2 separate regions of the Homo sapiens genome follow, and region 2 is linked to region 1. A link is a contact called in ENCODE POLR2A ChIA-PET data. All regions are on one chromosome and are shown on one strand. The core of a region is the stretch at or near the end of the contact, and the rest is flanking DNA. Distances in the headings are between cores, read along the strand shown.

Region 1 (5,400 bases), core at 1,606-4,105:
TCATTTGCAGAGGTTTTCGTTTGTAAGGCTAGATCTATTGGTGAGTAGGTCATGGATGTTTGTGCTGGTTCTCTGTGGACACCCCAACTACCACCCATAACAAATCTCACTGTGTGTATTAGGAGACATCTTTAGATATAAAACTTAGAAACTTGAGTTTTCTGGGTAAGAGCTGGTTGTGCATCAATTAAAAGAGACTAAATACTAAATAGTTTTAGTAAACACGTGCAATGAAACTTGATTGGTTCCTGGTGAGGTTGCTGGGCCATCCCAGTTTGCCTAGGAAAGACTTAGGGGAGATGTTTCTCGGACTTTCAGGGCTAACACTGGGACATGTCCGGGCATACTGGGACGGTTGTCATCTTACTTCCAGTTCAGAGGAAAAAACAGAAACAAAAATGAAAACAAACAGCTCCAAAAGACATTTTTAATACATCTGGGGGCTTTTAATGTGGGCTAGGTAGCAGATGATGATGGCAACCATTGTGACTTTCTTAGGGGCATCAGTGGTAGGTGGTTACCCAGGGGATCACTGATATTCTGGACATTTGAGAGGCGAAGTATCCTGCAGTCTGCAACTTATCATCAAATGGTTCAGGAATACAACACAGCACAACATAACACAGCAATCCAAAATCACACGCGCACATATGATAAATAAAATATGACAAAAAATTAATAATTACTCAGGGCTAACTATACGGATGGTTCCTATGCTATTCTTTCAAATTTTTTCTGCGATTTTGAAAATGTTTATAGCCAAAAGTTGAGAAAATGCTTTTGAGTGGAAAGGCCGCTACTGCCTTCTTCTTAAGGATAACATTTTTTGTAGAAACTGAGATTTGGTAATTCAGCTCTTTGTCACAACTCTGTTGTGAAGGTTGCTAGATGCTATGAGAATGCCGTTATTACAGTTATTAATTTTTATCTTTTAGTAGGTTTTTTTTTTTTTTTAATAAGCAAAGACCTATTGAGGTTATTAATCAGAAGTGGGGGAAACTTAAGACAAACCTCCACCCAATAAAGAAAACAAAACAGGCCGGGTGCGGTGGCTCACGCCTGTAATCCCCGCACTTTGGGAGGCCAAGGTGGGCAGATCACCTGAGGTCGGGAGTTCAAGACCAGCCTGGCCAACATGGTGAAACCCCGTCTCTACTAAAAATACAAAATTAGCAGGGCGTGGTGGCGCATGCCGGTAATCCCAGCTACTCAGGAGGCTGAGGCATGAGAATCGCTTGAACCTGGGAGGAGGAGGTTGTGGTGAGCTGAGATCGTGGCATTGCACTCCAGCCTGGGCAACGAGCGAAACTCCATCTCAAAAAAAAAAAAAAAAAAAAAAAAGAAAAGAAAAAGAAGGAAGATAGGAGGGATTAGATTCTGGGAACAACTTCTAAATGAGAGGACAGACTTTCAGGGTTCATGCAGTCGGCAGAGAGACCCAACACAACTCAAATTTCTCTTCATGCTTCTTCCACATGGACAGTGATGGGCAAAATCAGAGAGAGAAAGGAGCTAAAGTGTAAGGAAATGAAGCCATCAGTGAAGGTGGTGGGATAGGGGCCTGAGTAGACACAGGAATGATCACCTTCCTTGAAGGAACTAAAGAAAGTATTATAAGAGCTTTAAAACAATTGCAATGGCTTTTTCATACCTCCGTGGAAACTTAAACAAAAATGCTAGCTAAAACATTTAATTAAGCAGACTTGAATCTCAAGGTAACCAGAGAAGTGTTTGACTCTCTAGACAGACTTGCAGAGAAATCTCCTTACCAAGTTCAGGCCCAAAGGTGAGGTCAGTATGAGGGGGGGCTCAGGGATGAAATGTTAGTAGGAAAATTTCCAAATCATATCTATTTGGGTGTTTCTTTAAAATGATATGCTTAATCCTTTTATTGTCCTTGCTGTTGATTAAAAGTTTGATTTGAATTAAAAAAATAAAAGGTGAAAACATGTCATTTGGGACTTATTTTCAGATTAAAATCAGGATAGCCAATCAATAAATCTTGAAATGATTTTCTCAGACTGTGAACAATGTAGACAAGACATCGCTGCTCTCCTGCTTGTGTAATTTTGCAGTGTAGACAAATAACCTCAAAGAGGGATAACGTGAATTTGGTTAAGAACTAGTTCAAGATCAGACAGACATGTGAGGGAATCCCAACTCTATTTGCTCACTGCTTGTGTAATCTTAAACCAGCTACTTAAACCCCTCTAAATTTCAGTTTCCTCATCTGTAAAATGAGGTAAGATAATAGTACATTCTTCTTAGAGTTTGGGAAGCTTAAAAGCGTCCATGCAGATAATTAGCATGATATCCAAAATATAGTTCGCTTTCAGTAAGTATCTATTATTATGTCACTTGCTGCCAATAAAATAGAAATAGGTCTGATGAACCATATTAAACTTGCTTCCTTATACATATCTCCCTGCCCCAGAATGATCTCACCATGACAGGGAAGTGAACTAAACCCAGAAAAACTTACTTTGAGGACCACACTTCTACAAGACTTCTTTAGACACATGCGGCATTCTGGGACTATGACCTTGGTTAAATAGTTGGCTCTTAACACACAGTACTTTTTTTTTTTAATGAAACCACATGCTCTCATTTAGAAGGACTTGAAAATGTCCACGGTCTTGGAATTTGGGGTTAAGTCCTGGGAATGAGGGGAATGAGAAGGCACGACTGAAATGAAGGGAGTGCAGGATGAGAAAAACAGAGAAGTAATATTCTTCCCCTGCTCAGGAATACCTGGCCCCAAGCACTCACTATGGAGGGCAGGTGAGCAAGGAAGGGCTCCGGGACACTTTATGGAGCATAATAACCATTGCAGCTGTGCAAGCAGAGATCAAAGATCAAATCAAATTTCAAGCTGCAGGGACCTCAATCCGATCACCTGCAGAGGTCAGGGAAAGGAATTTTTCTTCCCTGAAGAGCCCCAAGATTGGCTGAATTCCCAACAGGGGGTTTGGCACTGCCTTGAAGGATCACATTACTGGCTACTGCCCAGAAGCAAGGGGACGCGGCCTTGGGGTTGATGGGACTGGTGGGGCCGTTGCTATTGTTCCCCCGCAGAGTATCTGCCAAACCAAATGGGAGAAACTCAGAGAAAGCCAGGGCCTGGTATCCAGGGGCTCCAGCTTGGTCATTGCTCAAAAGCCTCCTTTTGAATGTCCACTCTTAAGGTAGGTACCTTGAATGCTAACTGTTGAGGCTTTTGTTGGTGTTAGGTTGGTTTCTATTGCATCCTCCTTTGAAAGGAAGCATATAGTTGATGAGCCCAGGCTGAGATGGGACTTCTGCCAGAAGGAGGATGGGCAGTTGACTTGCAGGGCCATCGACTTCCAGGGCCATCTGCACTGTTTGCACATCCACCCCATTTTCCCCCCGTGCCAACCCCAACACACACACAAAAGAAAGTAGCTGAAGCCGGGAAGCTCAGGTCTGTGCCCAGCTTTGTGGATACTGGTTCAGTATGCTCTGCTGGAGACAATTCCATCTGGTCAACACGAACACCCTGGCATCTCTGCACAGTTGGAGAGAAGCAGGTGGCCTCCAGCCTCGGCTCTGAAAAGCTCCATGGAACTATCTGAACTTGGATCTTCAACTTCAGCCCGCTCTCTTTCCTTGCCTCTCTCCACTCCCATTTGATGACATTACACAAGGCCGGGGGAGGGGGGGGATTAGGAGGATTTTTTGCAGTGGTGGGAAGATTTAATTAGATGATAAAGGGAGAACAAAATTTAGTTCTAGAAAGATTCAGTAGATTGTTTTTAAATATCCCCAAATGGTATTTCGATGGTCTTATCAGAGGACGCTCTTCAGGGTGAGAAGGCAGTGTGTATAAAGCACGGGGAGGAGTGGCTGGTGGGTGGAATTAAATGTATTATTAAGTGAATAGGGAGAACCAAGTGACGGTGAACTTGGCCACTTGGCCTGTGGATGTCAATCAAACTAATGTGTTGGGGGAAGGGGGGAGGAAGTTTGTCACCCGTTTTAATATCAGAAATTCCTTTACGTGGGTGGTAACTGGGGAACAGCTGCAGGTAGCTGAATCACAGCCCAAATCCTTGCAAAAACGCTGGTGGGACCCCTGCCAACAACTGAGCAATGGCTTTTCAAGCTGGAATGGAGCAAGTGGGACTAAGTGAGGCGAGGTTGGGGGGACAGGGGGTGGTGCTGGGGGTGGGGAAGCAAGTTTTTAAAAAGCTGAGTTTTGAAGCCGGTGCATATTTAATAGGATTAGAACACATGAGTTAGAGGCTGAAAATTCTCAACCTGCCTCGTTAAACAGCCAGCCTGCAGGAAGGCCCGGCTCTCAGAGCAAAGGCAGAGAAGCAGGGAGGGAGGGAGGGAGGTGAAACACCTGGGCTTTCTCCAGGGGTAGCCAAGGCTAAAGGAGACAGTTTGGAAGTTCTTTTCTCTCCTGCACTCTCTGTGCAGCCTCGGAGAATCCATCCTTCCCATTCTAGCCCCACTTGGTCCATTAACACACCCAGTTTGTCAATAGTGCCTTCAGGTGCCATGTCCCTGTTTGCCTTGGCCCAGGCTTGTCCACCCACTGCCTTGGTCAGCCCTGGGAGGAGAAGCATTTGCTTTTGCCTCCTCATGAGAGGTGAGTGGGCCCAGCCCCAGCCTCAAAGGTCTCTCTGGATTCTGGCTGGATGTGTCTCGGGGCAGTTCTGAGTTTTGGGTTTTCAGGTGACAGGTGGTGCGGAAGGGTTAGGGTGGGCGGAAACATTTTTCTTCTTCTAACTGTGGATCCTTATTTGCTTTCCTGATGACTTTAGCCCGTGGGTGACAGAAGGCTGTCCTGGGCCCTGAGAATTTAGCTGAATGGCACGTGATGCTGAAAGAGAGCTGGGGTTTCCCTGGCTTCGGGCTCTTGCACTAACTCAGGGAATGACTTCAGATAGGAACTCTTACTTCCTGGGACCCCAGTTTCCTTATTTTTCATCCAGAGACCACAGGTTATTCCAGCCTTTCTTAGGACAACTTTCCATGCCACTGAAATGAGAAACACATCCCAGCAATCCTACAAATATTTGGTCCAAGACACTATGCAAATCACATTGTGAGGGTCAGGGATGACAAATGTAACCGTATTTACAAGATTGAGGACCTACTGGGCGCTTGCCGCTGCGGCCCAATGTGTGTCTAAATCTGAAACCATCAGCTTGTTCTTCACAGCCTCCTAGGTACTGTCCTTAGCAGCTGAAAGAAATGCAGCCTCCCTGAAAATAATTACTAGAAGTTGTCGAAGCTTAAGTACATGAATAACCGCCTTCCTTGATTTTTCATTATGCAAACTGTCCTCTTCCTGATGTTCTAAATTAGAAAGAGGAGAGTAGTTTTGCTCAGAAGAACAGGAAGTGTTTCCTTGATGTTCTCTCTGCCTTT
Region 2 (5,400 bases), core at 892-3,391, 340 kb before region 1:
GTATACGGTAATTGGTGATTGTTAATGAAATCTAGGTTAAAAAGATAATCAGTGCAGTACCCCATCCTCCTACCACCCTATCAACGTTTGCCATTCTAGAGTTTTTAGCAACTTTTAGAAACCACACAGGGCTTTAGTGCATCTTGTCACTAGATGGATTTGCTAGTTTTCAGGATTCTAGAAGGCTCCAAACTCAGATCATGGTTTGGTCCGTGACAAGGAGAAAACCTTGGTTATATGCAAGACCGTAACAAAATTTCCCCATTTCTTTTCTTTTTTTCCTTTTTTTTTTTTTTGCCCCGCCATTTTTGGAATTTCTTATAGTCTAAGATGATTCTTACTATACTCATGTTTCCATCCCACCAAACCTTGAATCCATTGAGACTCAAATGGGCTCTAGAGAGCATGAAAGAGTTAACGTGTCCCTGAGTGCCCAGTTTCTTACAGGATTAGGGGAAAAGTGACTTTATTTTTATTTGCAGCCCGACTCAAGCTCAGTGTAATTCCACAAACTGTTGAATACCTTCTACGGGAGTTCACAGGCAGTCCGTGGGGATGGTCACAGGCACGTGATGTCAGGTTCTGTTTTTGGCTGTCTTGAGTGATTAGTGAGTTGCGTAACCTCTTTGTTCACCAGGTCCCTGTCTGGGAATCATTTGCCCTCAGCCTGTGTGTGTCCTGTGGGGCGAGAGGGGGAGTGCTCTGCTCACCACCCTGCACCCGCTGCCCGGCTCTGCTTCCCACTCTTGGCTGGTGCCCCGTGGGCCTTTCAGGCGATCTGGGCGGAAGTAGGTCAGGGACCTTCCAGCTGTGGGATCCCCAGTGGGGTGAGTCCGTTGCTTTGCTTGGCTGTTGGAGCTGAACCCACTTTTGTTTCCTAAAGGAGTAGCCTTTTAGTTTTAATTGAAAAAGCAAGCACCGTACTTCTGTCAAGCAAAAAGGTGTGAATTTCCTTCTTTTTTTTCCTCCCTGATATTATATGTGTATTTTTTTCTTTAGGAAGGGTGAGCCTGTGGATTTTCTTCCTAAAGTCAGTTTTATTGAGGAATAATTTACATACAGTAAAATTCATCCTTTTTTTAGTGTTCAGTGGACTCCATTTCTTTTTTCTTTTTTTTTTTTCTTTTGAGACAGGGCCTTGCTCTGTCATCTAGACTGGAGTACGGTGGTGCCATCAGAGCTCACTGCAGCCTTGATCACCCAGGCTTAAGCTATCCTCCTGCCTCAACCTCCCGAGTAGCTGAGACCACAGGCATGTACTACCATGCCTAGCTAGTTTTTCCATTTTTTATTTTTTGTAGAGACGGAGGTCTCACTGTATTGCCCACGGTGGTCTTGACCTCTTGGCCTCAAGTGATCCTCCCATCTCGGCCTCCCAAAGTGCTGGGTTTACAGGCATGAGCCACTGTGCCTGGCTAGGATTTCAGTTTTTAATGCAAGGCTGTCTTCCTAAAATATCCCCATAATCAGATTTGGAGTGCTGTGGCTTCATCTAGGCATGCAGAGTTGAGTACCTGAGAAGGCAGTGCTTGATGTATGGTCCTTGAGATGAAATGGATTCAGGCATACTAAGAAAGTGGTACAAGGGAGACACATTAAAATGAGTTTTTACCCTTTCATTGTGAGAGTTGAATGACAATTGCTAGACATTTGCCTATGTAGTTTTAGAAAGATTCTAACTGGAGCAGCGCTTGGCTGGAGGAGGTCAATTGTATGTCTGCGGAAAGGGTTCAGACAGACTTGTCATCATTTCCTGGCGCTGACCCTGGCTCTTACCTGGAAAGCCCCTAAACCACCCACCCCAGGGATCCACGGTGCAGGGAAGGTGGTCATGCAGAAAACAACCTCTAGCGAGTTGCTCGGCTGAGGCCCTCTGTAGGTGACCTTGTCTTGCCTCCAAAAGACTGGACCTCCTTTTCTTCTTCAGTGGTAAAAGGAGTTTCTTGGTGCCACCGTGGGCTCTGGGCAGAGACTGTGCCTTCCTCCCTTTTGTGTCTGAGTCGCCCCGCATGCTTTGGCGCAGGGAGTTTGGGCCAGAGCGATCTCCAGCCCCTTCCAGTTCACTGGCTCTGTGATAAGGTTCCTGGGGATTTTGTGTCATGTTGCTTGGAAACCAGATGGAAATAGGCCAATTACCATTGAAGTGGGGCGGCTCCTGAATGTTCCAGGACCAGGAGATTTGAGCTAGGCTTGGGACCTTCTCTTTGCTGGGTCTCTCCCTGGTCCTGCCTCCTAAGAAAGAGAAAACAAGCAAATACTCTGTCTACATTCAGATACGATGCCTTACATGAGAGTAAGAGAGCAGGAGGAAACTGCTCAGCTGCCTCATTTTCCTCCTGGGGTGGAGGTGGATGATTGTCTTGCCTTCAATCTTTAAGAGGCTGAAGCCAGCCTCTGACCACCTTGGGCATGATGGCTGGACCCGCAATGTGCCTGTCAGTAGAAGGAAGGGAGATTTCGAAGGCTGGAGAGGACAGCTTTGTCTCTTCGCAGCAGCCTGTGGGCTCCCAGCCATATCCTGGCTGAGCGATAGCACATCCAGCTTGCTTGGGGCCAGGGCTGAATCACCATGAATCCCCCACAGCTTGGCAGTGGCTGCTTAAAGAGACCCAGGGCTGAAATAACAGGGGAGGTTAGAGGCTCTCGCTGGAATCAGGCTAAATGAGAGAATGGCAAAGATGAGGGAATCTATCAGAATCTACTGAGATTCAGGGATAGGCCGGGCCTGTCTGCAGGGGAAGAGATGGGTGTGGGCATTGGAGCATTGCTACAGGAAGCCCAGGGGCCAGCTCTGTGGGCTTAAGCTCGATGCCTTCATTCCAAGGGGCCCTTCTACTAACACAATTTAACATGATTGAGAGTTTTCACTTTGCTAAAGTCCTTAAAGACCTTGCCACATTTAAGCCTACCCACTGTCACATATATATTGGCCCATTTTACAGATGAGAAAGCGAGGCGTAGAAGGATTAAGTAACTACCCAAAGTCAAGAGCAGATGGATTATTTCTCCCTCAGGTTGTGTCGCTACCTTTTTAGGCCAATCCTTTGTTAGCTTGCTTGCACAATGGGATTCCTAAGCCTGGAGGAAGCTACCTCTATCTGCAGTCACAGCTCATTGCTGTGTGTGCTTGATTAATGTTGGTCCTGTGTTAGTCTATTATCATAGTGCTATGAAGAAATACCCGAGACTGGGTAATTTATCAAGATAAAGAGGTTTCATGGACTCACAATTCCACATGGCTGGGGAGGCCTCACAATCATGGCGGAAGGAAAAGGAGAAGCAAAGGCGCCTCTTACATGGTGGCAGGCAAGAGAGTGTGTGCAGGGGAACTGCCCTTTATAAAACCATCAGATCTCGTGAGACTTATTTACTGTCATGGGAATAGCATAGGAAAAACCTGCCCCCATGATTCAATTACCTCCCACCAGGTCCCTCCCATGACATGTAGGGACTATGGGAGCTACAATTCAAGATGAGATTTGGGTGGGGACACAGCCAAACCATATCAGGTCTCCTTCCACTGGACTGGGGAGCTGGATGTTTTTGTTGCATATTTTATCTCCAATACTTGGCAAATTAGACTCTTTAATTGTTGAATGTGGCCAGGCATAGTGGCTCATGCCTGTAATCTCTGCACTTTGGGAGCCTGAGGTGGGAGGATCACTTGAGCCCAGGAGTTCGAGACCAGCCTGGGAGATATAGGGAGACCCCATTGCTAAAAAAAAAAAAAAAAAAAAAAAAAATTGGCCAAGCATGGTGGTGCATACCTGTAATCCCAGCTACTCAAGAGGCTGAGGTGGGGCTGAGTGCAGTGGCTCACGCCTGTAATCCCAGCACTTTGGGAGGCTGAGGCGGGCAGATCATGAGGTCAGGAGATCGAGACCATCCTGGCTAACATGGTGAAACCCTGTCTCTACTAAAAATACAAAAAATTAGCCAGACGTGGTGGCGGGCGCCTGTAGTCCCAGCTACTAGGGAGGCTGAGGCAGGAGAATGGCGTGAACCCGGGAGGCAGAGCTTGCAGTGAGCCGAGATTGCACCACTGCACTCCAGCCTGGGCAACAAGAGTGAGACTCCATCTCAAAAAAAAAGAAAAAAAAAATGAGGCTGAGGTGGGAGGATTGCTTGAGCCCAGGAGGTCACAGCTGCAGTGAGCCGAGATTGTGCCACTGCCTTCCAGCCTGGGAGACAGAGTGAGATCCTGTCTCAAAAAAAAAAAAATGTTGAAGATGTGAATGAATGAATGACCCCAAACTCTTATGGCTAACTTTTTTGCCACCTAGTAGACTCCAGCTGCTGCTAGGCTGGGTGTGTGTAGAATAAGGCCCTGTGAACACAGACATCCCTCTCGGGAATAAGAGCTGAGCAGTGCACTTCACGGTCCCCAGGCGGCCCACACCATCTGTTTGCTGCAGCAGGATGGCTTGGGTGGTCCATCCAGGGCCCTGCCCAGAGTCTCTTGGGGCCAAGGCTTTCCCACCCTGTCCCTCTCACTGCCCACCTCCAGGTAGGCACAGTAGGGAGGGCTGGCAGGAATGACCCAGGAGTGAAAGCAATCCTCTTGTCTTCTGGTGGGAGGATGGAGGGGCCAGGGCAAACTGTGAACCAGCCTTTGGACGGGGTACCCACCCACTTCCGTGACTCTCCTTGCCCCCCTCTGCTGGGCTCTTTAGGGAGCATCGAGCTCTCATGTTACTTTAGTGGTTGAGGCCACCCCTGGATTTCCCTCCTGAAGTGTCCCGTGTTGCAAATGGCCCTTTGTTCTTTCTTCTCTAGGGTATGGGAAATGTGGTGGCTGCCCCAGGTCTATGCAGCAGGGGAACCTGAGAGCCTCCTAAGGGAGGAGGGGCAGAGTTTTCTAGAAGCTGGTGTTCATGTAAATAACCCTGGGTGCTTCAGTGATTAGTCCCAGCTAGGAAAGTAGACAGAGAACCAACCCAATCAAGTTGTGAGAAATTGAAAGCACTCCAGCTTTCTTACAGATATTTTCTTTTTCTTTTTTTGGTCAGGGGGACGGAGTCTCGCTGTATCGCCCAGGCTGGAGTGCAGTGGCTTGATCTGGGTTCACTGCAACTTCCACCTCCCAGGTTCAAGCAATTCTCTGGCCTCAGCCTTTCAGGTAGCTGGGATTACAGGCGCATGCCACCATGCACGGTTAATTTTTGTAGTTTTAGTAGAGACAGGGATTCGCCATGTTGGCCAGGCTGGTCTTGAACTCCTGAACTCAAGTGATCTGCCTGCCCTGGCCTCCCAAAGTGCTGGGATTACAGGCGTGAGCCACTGTGCCTGGCTGATATTTTCTTTAAAATGAAATAAATATATAATTGGAGGGCATTACAGGTGATGTGAAGGTAGCAAGGCAGCTTGTGGTTTTTAAAGGAGGAGGAGTGTGGCTGTCCC

The links. ChIA-PET counts read pairs that join two places held with the same protein, here RNA polymerase II (POLR2A).
Region 2: POLR2A ChIA-PET joins it to region 1 with 10 read pairs in AG04450. The contact joins two enhancer-like sites. POLR2A ChIA-PET finds 5 or more read pairs at or near these places in 4 of 52 experiments (AG04450, H1, Panc1 and 1 more).

What each region holds. Positions count from the first base shown.
Region 1 is chr17:72,174,611-72,180,010 of GRCh38, reverse strand. No RefSeq gene overlaps it. Among named protein-coding and RNA genes, the nearest start is that of SOX9, 56 kb to the right of the region's middle. Within about 2 kb of position 2,855, at least 2 of the 41 ENCODE cell types and tissues checked have a DNase peak (open chromatin) inside an H3K27ac peak, as active enhancers do.
Region 2 is chr17:72,512,217-72,517,616 of GRCh38, reverse strand. The region is part of intron 1 of LINC00673 (long intergenic non-protein coding RNA 673); the gene reads left to right. Among named protein-coding and RNA genes, the nearest start is that of LINC00673, 78 kb to the left of the region's middle. RefSeq lists enhancers at 212-720, 1,683-1,872, 2,020-2,520. Within about 2 kb of position 2,141, at least 11 of the 41 ENCODE cell types and tissues checked have a DNase peak (open chromatin) inside an H3K27ac peak, as active enhancers do.